3 separate regions of the Mus musculus genome follow, and all the other regions are linked to region 1. A link is a contact called in ENCODE POLR2A ChIA-PET data. All regions are on one chromosome and are shown on one strand. Each heading gives the region's core, a stretch centred on a gene start or an enhancer-like site at or near the end of the contact. The rest is flanking DNA. Distances are from core to core; before and after follow the strand shown.

Region 1 (2,516 bases), core at 7-2,506:
CATGTAAAACAAAACAAAAAAGACTTATTTTATGTAAATAGGTGTTTTGTTGGCATGCATACCTATGTGCTACATTTGTGTCTGGTGCTCATGGAGGCCAGAAGAGGGCGTCTGATCCTATAGATCTGGAGTCACGGAGAAGGCAGAGAGCCGCCATGTGAGACTGGATACAACACTCGGGTCTTCTGCAAAGCAGCTGCGTGCTTAGTGGCTGAGCCATCTTCCAGCCTTCCATCCTGCTTTGTTTTGTTTCTGAGACAAGGTCTTTCTATGTAGCCCTGACTGTCCCAGAACTCTGTATGTAGTAGATCAGGCTGGCCCCAAACTCGGATATCAGCCCGCCTCTGCCTCTTGAGTGTTCGGACTAAAGGCGTGAGCCGCCATGCCTGGCTCACCCTTCTTTCTCCTCTGACTTGTCTGCAGACCAGTGTGGCCACACAGTGCGACCCGGAGGAGATCATCGTGCTTTCAGACTCTGATTAGCAGGCCCCATGCTCCCCGTGCTCCCTGCATCCAGAAGGTTTTTTGTATGGCTGTTGGAAGATGATGGAGTAAAAGATGGACAGAGCTCCTCCCGTTTTGATGGTGTTTCTTTTGACAAAAAAAAAAAATCAAAATGTTTTAAGTTTTACACAGACACATTAATAAACAATGAATTTCTTTTTATTGTATTCTTTCCTTTACTTTGCCTTTTCTCTTGTGACAGCTGTCACCTGGATCTGCCTTTTCTATCCTGGCTCTCTTTTTAGGGCGTCCTCATCCTTAACCCTTCCTTGAGCCTTCTTCCCCTAGGCACTTTTAAAGATAAGTGCTTCGGAAGCCTTCTTAAGCAGCTTTCCTCTCTCGTTTTGAGCGGTCTGAGTGAAAAGGCCAATCAGGGGCTGACTCAAGGTGATTTGGCCAATCCAGGCCTGGAGGAGGGGGGCGGGGCTTGGGGGGTTCTCATATGCTGGGAAAAGGGCTGTTAGATCCCGCGAGCAAGCTAACGTCCAGAGCTCGGGGTGGAGCCTGGGAAGCGGAAGCCAGCACTGGTCAATGAGACAAGGTAGGCTTGTCGGATTAAAGGGGAACGAAGGTTTCGGCCAAACCAATTCCTGAGTCCTCAGCCGCAGACGGGACCTGGTACCTTTAAGGCGGAATGAAGCGCCGGTTCTTTAAAGGAAAAGTGTCGCTGTCGGTCGACTTTTGCCCAGCGGCACAGGAGGGGTGCTGGCCTGCGCCTTTAAGGTCGCAGGTCCGGGAGGCGGAGTGGAGGCGGAAGGCGGAGGGAGTCGGCACAAGATGGCGGCGGGAGGGGCTGGGGCTGCGGCTCTGGTCGCGGAGTGAGGGGGGGGGCCCGGGGGCGCGCGGCCAGGTAAGCGGGGGCGCGCGGGGCTGGGGGCCCCCCTCAGGCTGGGGAACAGTCCGAGGGCGCGATTGGGGAGGACTGGGGGGCGGGGTTCGGGGGCGGGGGCAAACACGAGGCGGGGTCGGGGATCCAGGGGGCGGAGCCCTGGAGGGTCCTGAAGGGGCGGGGTCGGGATCAACTGGGGGCTCTAGGGGGAGGAGCTTGAGAACTGTGGAGAACACCCCTTCACCCCAAGAAAATCGGTACGCAACACCAAGGAGGGGGCGTTCTTTTGAGAGTGAAGCCGTAGACTAGGATAGACGCCCCTTCCCTGAGAGCCCCCTATTTCCTGACCCAGGAGCGAGAGTACTAAACTTGGAATACTTTCTTTGCTAGCGCTGCGGTTTGGTGGTGTTTGATTGGATGTTTTACTTAATAGTGAGCCTCAGTTGCCCCGTCTGTACCATGGGGTTGACAGGGGTACCTGTTTTTTTTTTTTAAATACTGTGATGGCTTAAAATCAGTGATGCTTTCAAAATGCTGTTATTCTTTTTTTTTTTTTTTCCCTAGAGACCCCCCCGGCCGCCCTCTTCTTTCCTTTGTTCCTGTGGCTGGGGGGGTATCTCCTTCCACAGCATGGAGCCGTCTGCTCTGTCACCCAGTGGGGCCACACTCCCACTGCCTCTGTCACTGGCTCCACCGCCACTGCCTCTGCCGGCAGCTGCAGTGGTACACGTGTCCTTCCCTGAGGTGACCAGTGCCCTCCTGGAATCCCTCAACCAGCAGCGGCTCCAGGGTCAGCTCTGTGATGTGTCCATCCGCGTGCAGGGACGGGAGTTCCGCGCTCACAGGGCCGTCTTGGCTGCCTCCTCTCCTTACTTCCACGACCAGGTCCTACTGAAAGGCATGACTTCCATTTCCCTGCCAAGCGTCATGGACCCAGGCGCTTTTGAGACTGTCCTGGCCTCAGCTTACACGGGCCGCCTCAGCATGGCTGCTGCGGACATTGTCAACTTCCTCACAGTGGGGTCGGTCCTCCAGATGTGGCACATTGTGGATAAGTGCACTGAACTCCTTCGGGAGGGTCGATCCGCAGCCACTACAACCACTGTCACTACTGCTGCAGCCCCCTCTGTCTCTGTCCCTTGTGCCAGTGTCCCATCAGGGAATGGGGGCACTGTCGCCCCTG
Region 2 (2,516 bases), core at 8-2,507, 120 kb after region 1:
GGGAGAAAAGGCTTGATGAGGGAATGCCTGGCTCAGGGGATGTGTGTTTGAAGACAACCGGAAAATCTGGGATCATTAAAGAGAAAGAACAAAACCGCTTAAGCCTTTGAGGCGGAGCCCACAAGTTACTTACCCAAGGCATGCGGGATGAGGTGGAGGAACGCATCACCCAGGAGCCCCCCGGAAGCAAAACTGAGCAGGATCTGGAGCAGAGAGCGGTGCCTGGGAGAGTTAGATTCTACTGGGATGAGGAACAGCACGAAGAACGGAGCTGCGGAGATCAGCACTGTGGCCCCCAGTGCCTGGTGGAGAAGCACAATCAGAAGGCAAAGATGGAGCTTCCCACCGATTAAGAACCAGTCCCTCTTCCCCACATCCCCTGGCGACTCACGTAGGCCCAGAGGGTGACAGTGTCCAGGTGGTGTTTGATGCCTGGAGCCCCAGCCTCCCTAGAAGTCCCATGGCTATGTTCACGATGGGCATGTCCATGTCCTCCGTGGTGGAGGCTATCGTGGGAGTGGCCATGGCTATGGCCATGGTGTAATTCCTCACGTGAGTGTCCATGGTCGTGGCTGTGGGCATGCCCATGCCAGATGCTTTCATGAGTGTGGCCGTGGCCATGGTGGAAATCTTCATGCGAGTGCCCGTGGCTGTGGCCATGGTGGAAATCTTCATGTGAGTGCCCGTGACTGTGGCCATGGAAGTCCTCTTCCACATCTTTGTGCAGGTCACCATGACCCTCGTGTCCGGCCACCAGCAGCCCCAAAGCCGCCCAGGTCAGCAGTCCCACAGCCACCCAGTGGGGGGCCCGCAGGCCCATGGTCATCACGCTGACCGGAGGAACAAGAGACGACTCGACTTGACTCTCAATCTACCTATTCGGGATCCGCGTCCCTTGAAGCCCTTCCTCTATACTACTTGCTCCGCTCTTACATTGTCCCCAAGGCCGGTCCACCTCATCCCCAACACCCTTCCTGGATGCAGCCCCCCACCCCCGACACCGCTCTAGCCTTTGATCAGCAACTTTACGGTCTCTCTGGGCCCGCGTCTCTATGGCCCACTGGTTGGGGTAAAGGCCTGGAAAGCGCCGTAAGGGAGCAGCAGGGACCTCTCACCGGCTCCGGGATCCTCTCGGTTCTCGGTTTGCTGGGACGTGGCACTCACGCCTCGAGCTCCCGCGAGATCCGGAAGCTCCCTTTCTTGCCTGCGCCCCGATACCTTTACCAACATGGCGGCGCCCCGAGGGCGGCGCGGCCACGGCGTCAGGACGCATGCGCAGAGCTGGGGGGTTATCCGAGGGGACGGCGGGCTGGCGGGCACCGCCTCCTCCGTTTCCACCTCGGCGAAGGGGCGGGAGCTCAAGGCGAGACTTCCCGTCTGTACAAAGATGGCGGCCGCGCCGGTGCTGTCATCTCAGTGCCGAGCCGAGCGCGGCTCTTGAGTCGCGCTGCCACAGGCCGCGGCCTGCTCGCCTCCGCGGCTTCGTCGCGGCCCCCGAGTCCCCCGCTGTCCCCCCTGCGCGTCCCTGGCGCCTCTCCGGCTTCCCCGCCCTCGGCCCGGGCGTCATGTCTTGGGCCACTCGTCCGCCCTTCCTCCCGCCGCGGCATGCCGCGGGGCAGTGTGGGCCGGTGGGGGTGAGAAAAGAGATGCATTGTGGGGTCGCGTCCCGGTGGCGGCGGCGGCGGCCCTGGCTGGATCCCGCGGCGGCGGCGGCGGCGGCCGGAGAGCAGCAAGCCCTGGAGCCGGAGCCGGGGGAGGCTGGCCGGGACGGGATGGGCGACAGCGGGCGGGGTGAGTGTCCCGTGGGCCCGGGCCGGCGCCCCTCGCGCCCCCTCCCCGCGCTCCCGCCCCCTTGTTTGTAAACACGCGCCCTCGACGTCCCGAGGCCCAGCGCCCTCCCCCGGGGCGGGGCGCGGCGGGGGAGCTTCCGCCCTTCAGGTTCGGGCCCGCGGCGGGGCCTGCGTGCGCGGTCTCGGGCGTGGGAAGGACACCGTTCCCCGTGGGCTGGAGGACTCTGGGCATTCGAAGGCTGAGCTTACGCTCTGGGACCGGGTATTTCTGCCATACTCTTTGCCCCGAATGTTCTAAGTTGGGGTTGGACGAGGGGTTCGCTGCTACACCTCCACGTGCTGCTTCACAGCCCCCCCTCCCGAGGTCAGCTTGGGATGACCCAGTAGCCCCGCCTGACCTGCCTCCCTTTTTGTCAACCGCCTCCTCTCACGACTATTAGAAGTGAAATTGTTGTTTGGCCACTTGGTATTTCTGAACTCCAGGGTTGCGGGCTGTGGTGGGTCAGGGAGAATTAAAGTGTCCATTTGGATGATCAAAAGGCTCACTTTCTCTTCTTGTCTCTCCTGTCCGTGTGTGTCTGCCTTGTACGTACCCACTTCTCAGATTCCCGAAGCCCAGACAGCTCCTCCCCAAATCCCCTTTCTCAGGGGATCCGTCCGTCTTCTCCTCCTGGCCCACCTCTTACCCCTTCAGCACCTCCACCTCCAATGCCACCCCCGCCACTG
Region 3 (2,516 bases), core at 5-2,504, 110 kb before region 1:
TAGGTTGATGTATATAGCACACTATGGAGATCTGAAGACAACTTGTAGGAGTTGGGTCTTTCTTTGCATTACATGGTCCTAGGGATGAAACACAGATCGTCAAGTTTGGCAGCAAGAACCTTTACATGCTAAGTCATCTCACTGACCTTCACAAATGTAATTTTAATTTATTTCTGTGACAATTTTTTGATCTATAATCTCAGTATGTTTATAAGTACACCTGTATGTGTCTATTATATTTACATTATTTTCATCTGTCTATCTGTCTCTGTCTGTCTGTCTTCCTACCTATCTATTGTGATAGGTGCGCTAGACAAGTTCTGTACCATTGAGTTAGATATCTCCAGTAGAGCAGACATTTATTAAGTAACTAGTGTATGCCTGAGGCAGTGGATAAAAAGTTTCCTGATCCTAAAATGTCTAGTAGGGGTGATGATAGTAACCTTGCCTTTCTACTAATGAAAATTGCTATTTAGTTAATAAACCATTGCTATGGCAATGATAATGACTAGGGAAAGGCTGTGCTAAGGATTCTGTTTGTTTTTTGTTTTGTTTTCTTGTGGCACATAGATTTCAGGGGCACATAGATTGAACACTTAGAAATATAGGAAAGTATCACATATAGATAATATTTCTTTTTTTTTTTTTTTTTTTTTAAAGATTTATTTATTTATTATATGTAAGTACACTGTAGCTGTCTTCAGACACTCCAGAAGAGGGCATCAGATCTTGTTACAGATGGTTGTGAGCCACCATGTGGTTGCTGGGATTTGAACTCCGGACCTTCGGAAGAGCAGTCGGGTGCTCTTACCCACTGAGCCATCTCACCAGCCCCCAGATAATATTTCTTAAAGTGGCACAATATATGCAAAGTTCCTGCGGTGGACAAGATCCAGGCTCTTACGACTTCAACAAGACAGTAGGAATTAAACTCGTTATATAAATCCCATTAGAATAGTTTGCTTAGATTTTTCCTGTAGCTCCCTACTGTCCTGTGAATGAAACCTCTTTTCTTACTCCTGAACCAGGCAGGATTTAGAGGTAGCTGGCTGAGCAGCATCCCACTGCCCTGCTCTGATCTTCTCAGATTCTACTGTAGGCCCGCCCTCAGGCGGGTCCCCACCCTGCCCCCGCCCAGATGGCTCACTCTGTCTTACAATTGGATAGTTCGGTTAGATTCGTGCTCTGGTTGGCTGAAAAAGCCGTCAGTTAGGGGTGAAAGCCTTGATAACCCGTGCGGAGCTTCGAGGGGGCGGGCTCGGGTGCGGTGCGGGCGCTGCCGGGGCTTCTCATTCAGGTAAAGTCAACCACGCGAGTCCTGGAGGGGAACAGTGGACCCAAGTGTCCGGGAGGGGTGTGATGCTTTTAGCCCCCTTCTATGGGTTCTGTGCGTTGCAACGGGGTGGGCGCCGTGTCCTGTAATGGTGACCATTTGGACATTGGGAGCCTCAGGTGGTTTAAAGCCGACCGGAGAGGGGGGACCCTAGATTATTAGGCAGATCGCCACCACATGGCCATCCAGGACCTAACCAGAGGAACTTGTGCGCATTTTAGTCTCCTAGATGCCTTAGGGGACCCTTCCCCAGAGTTGGCTTGAAGACCTGGGAATGGGTTTCTTGCAGTGGGGTGGAGTGGGCGGATGGTACGGAAACGGTGTTGGAGGGAGGAACGGATGTCCCCCACTCCCCGGACCTACTGACAATAGCAGCGGATGGAACCGCCCAGCGGTTTTTCCTGTAGGAAACTGCCCTGTCTTTTCTAAGCGGACTTGGTTCTGTATGTTTGGGGAGGTGTGTGTGTGTGTGTGTGTGTGTGATGATTCAAGGACCCCTTGTCCTGCCATCATCTAGCTCTTTCCCCCATCCTGCGTTTGAGAATCCTATCCCAACATGAAGGGCTCCCACCTAGAGCCTTATCAGTAAGACATAACTTCTTCAGGACCTCGGGTATGCATGCTCTGTGTCCTGTCCTTCAGGTTTCCTGATGACAGCTCTCCTGATCACAGCTCTCTAGACTGATCGCAGCTCTGTGTCCCGAAATAGTCCCAGGGCTGGGTGTGGGGGCGTGTGGCTTCAGCTCTGACAGCCTAATGAGGGGGTCTCAGGCAGGGGATCCGGATTTAACTTTGATAGCCAGGCAGTGTGGGAGATATGAGGGCAGCTACACGCCCTACTCCGGGAGGCATTGGCTTGTGTAGCAGTCTAATGTTGGCTTGCCCCACCACACTCCTTACTCCCAAGGCTGGAACTGACAGCTGTGAGCTGGGAGGGTGATATGTGGCCTGGGTTCCCTGCAGTTTCTAGGGGAGCAAAAGGGAATCTTTCCAAAAGCGCCTATTATCCTAGTTACCTGAGAGGTCCAGGTAGGATGATTAAAAGTTGAAGGCGCCGGGCGTGGTGGCGCATGCCTTTAATCCCAGCACAGGCAGAGGCAGGCAGATTTCTGAGTTCGAGGGCAGCCTGGTCTACAAAGTGAGTTCCAGGACAGCCAGGGCTATAAAGAGAAACGCTGTCTCG

What was found. ChIA-PET counts read pairs that join two places held with the same protein, here RNA polymerase II (POLR2A).
Region 2: POLR2A ChIA-PET joins it to region 1 with 10 read pairs in embryonic stem cell. The contact joins the promoter of Slc39a7 here to the promoter of Zbtb22 in region 1. POLR2A ChIA-PET finds 5 or more read pairs at or near these places in 3 of 5 experiments (Patski and embryonic stem cell).
Region 3: POLR2A ChIA-PET joins it to region 1 with 11 read pairs in embryonic stem cell. The contact joins the promoter of Kank3 here to the promoter of Zbtb22 in region 1. POLR2A ChIA-PET finds 5 or more read pairs at or near these places in 5 of 5 experiments (Patski and embryonic stem cell).

The regions. Positions count from the first base shown.
Region 1 is chr17:33,914,920-33,917,435 of GRCm38, forward strand. It overlaps Zbtb22 (zinc finger and BTB domain containing 22), which reads left to right and starts at 1,257. Exons shown (of 2, transcript NM_020625.3): 1 at 1,257-1,354; 2 at 1,898-2,516. The coding sequence starts at 1,964. Daxx (Fas death domain-associated protein) reads left to right here. Exons shown (of 8, transcript NM_007829.4): 8 at 424-671. The coding sequence ends at 483.
Region 2 is chr17:34,030,433-34,032,948 of GRCm38, forward strand. It overlaps Slc39a7 (solute carrier family 39 (zinc transporter), member 7), which reads right to left and starts at 1,258. Exons shown (of 7, transcript NM_008202.2): 1 at 392-1,258; 2 at 134-302. The coding sequence starts at 826. It overlaps Rxrb (retinoid X receptor beta), which reads left to right and starts at 1,380. Exons shown (of 10, transcript NM_011306.4): 1 at 1,380-1,791; 2 at 2,395-2,516. The coding sequence starts at 1,566.
Region 3 is chr17:33,809,269-33,811,784 of GRCm38, forward strand. It overlaps Kank3 (KN motif and ankyrin repeat domains 3), which reads left to right and starts at 1,255. Exons shown (of 11, transcript NM_030697.3): 1 at 1,255-1,297.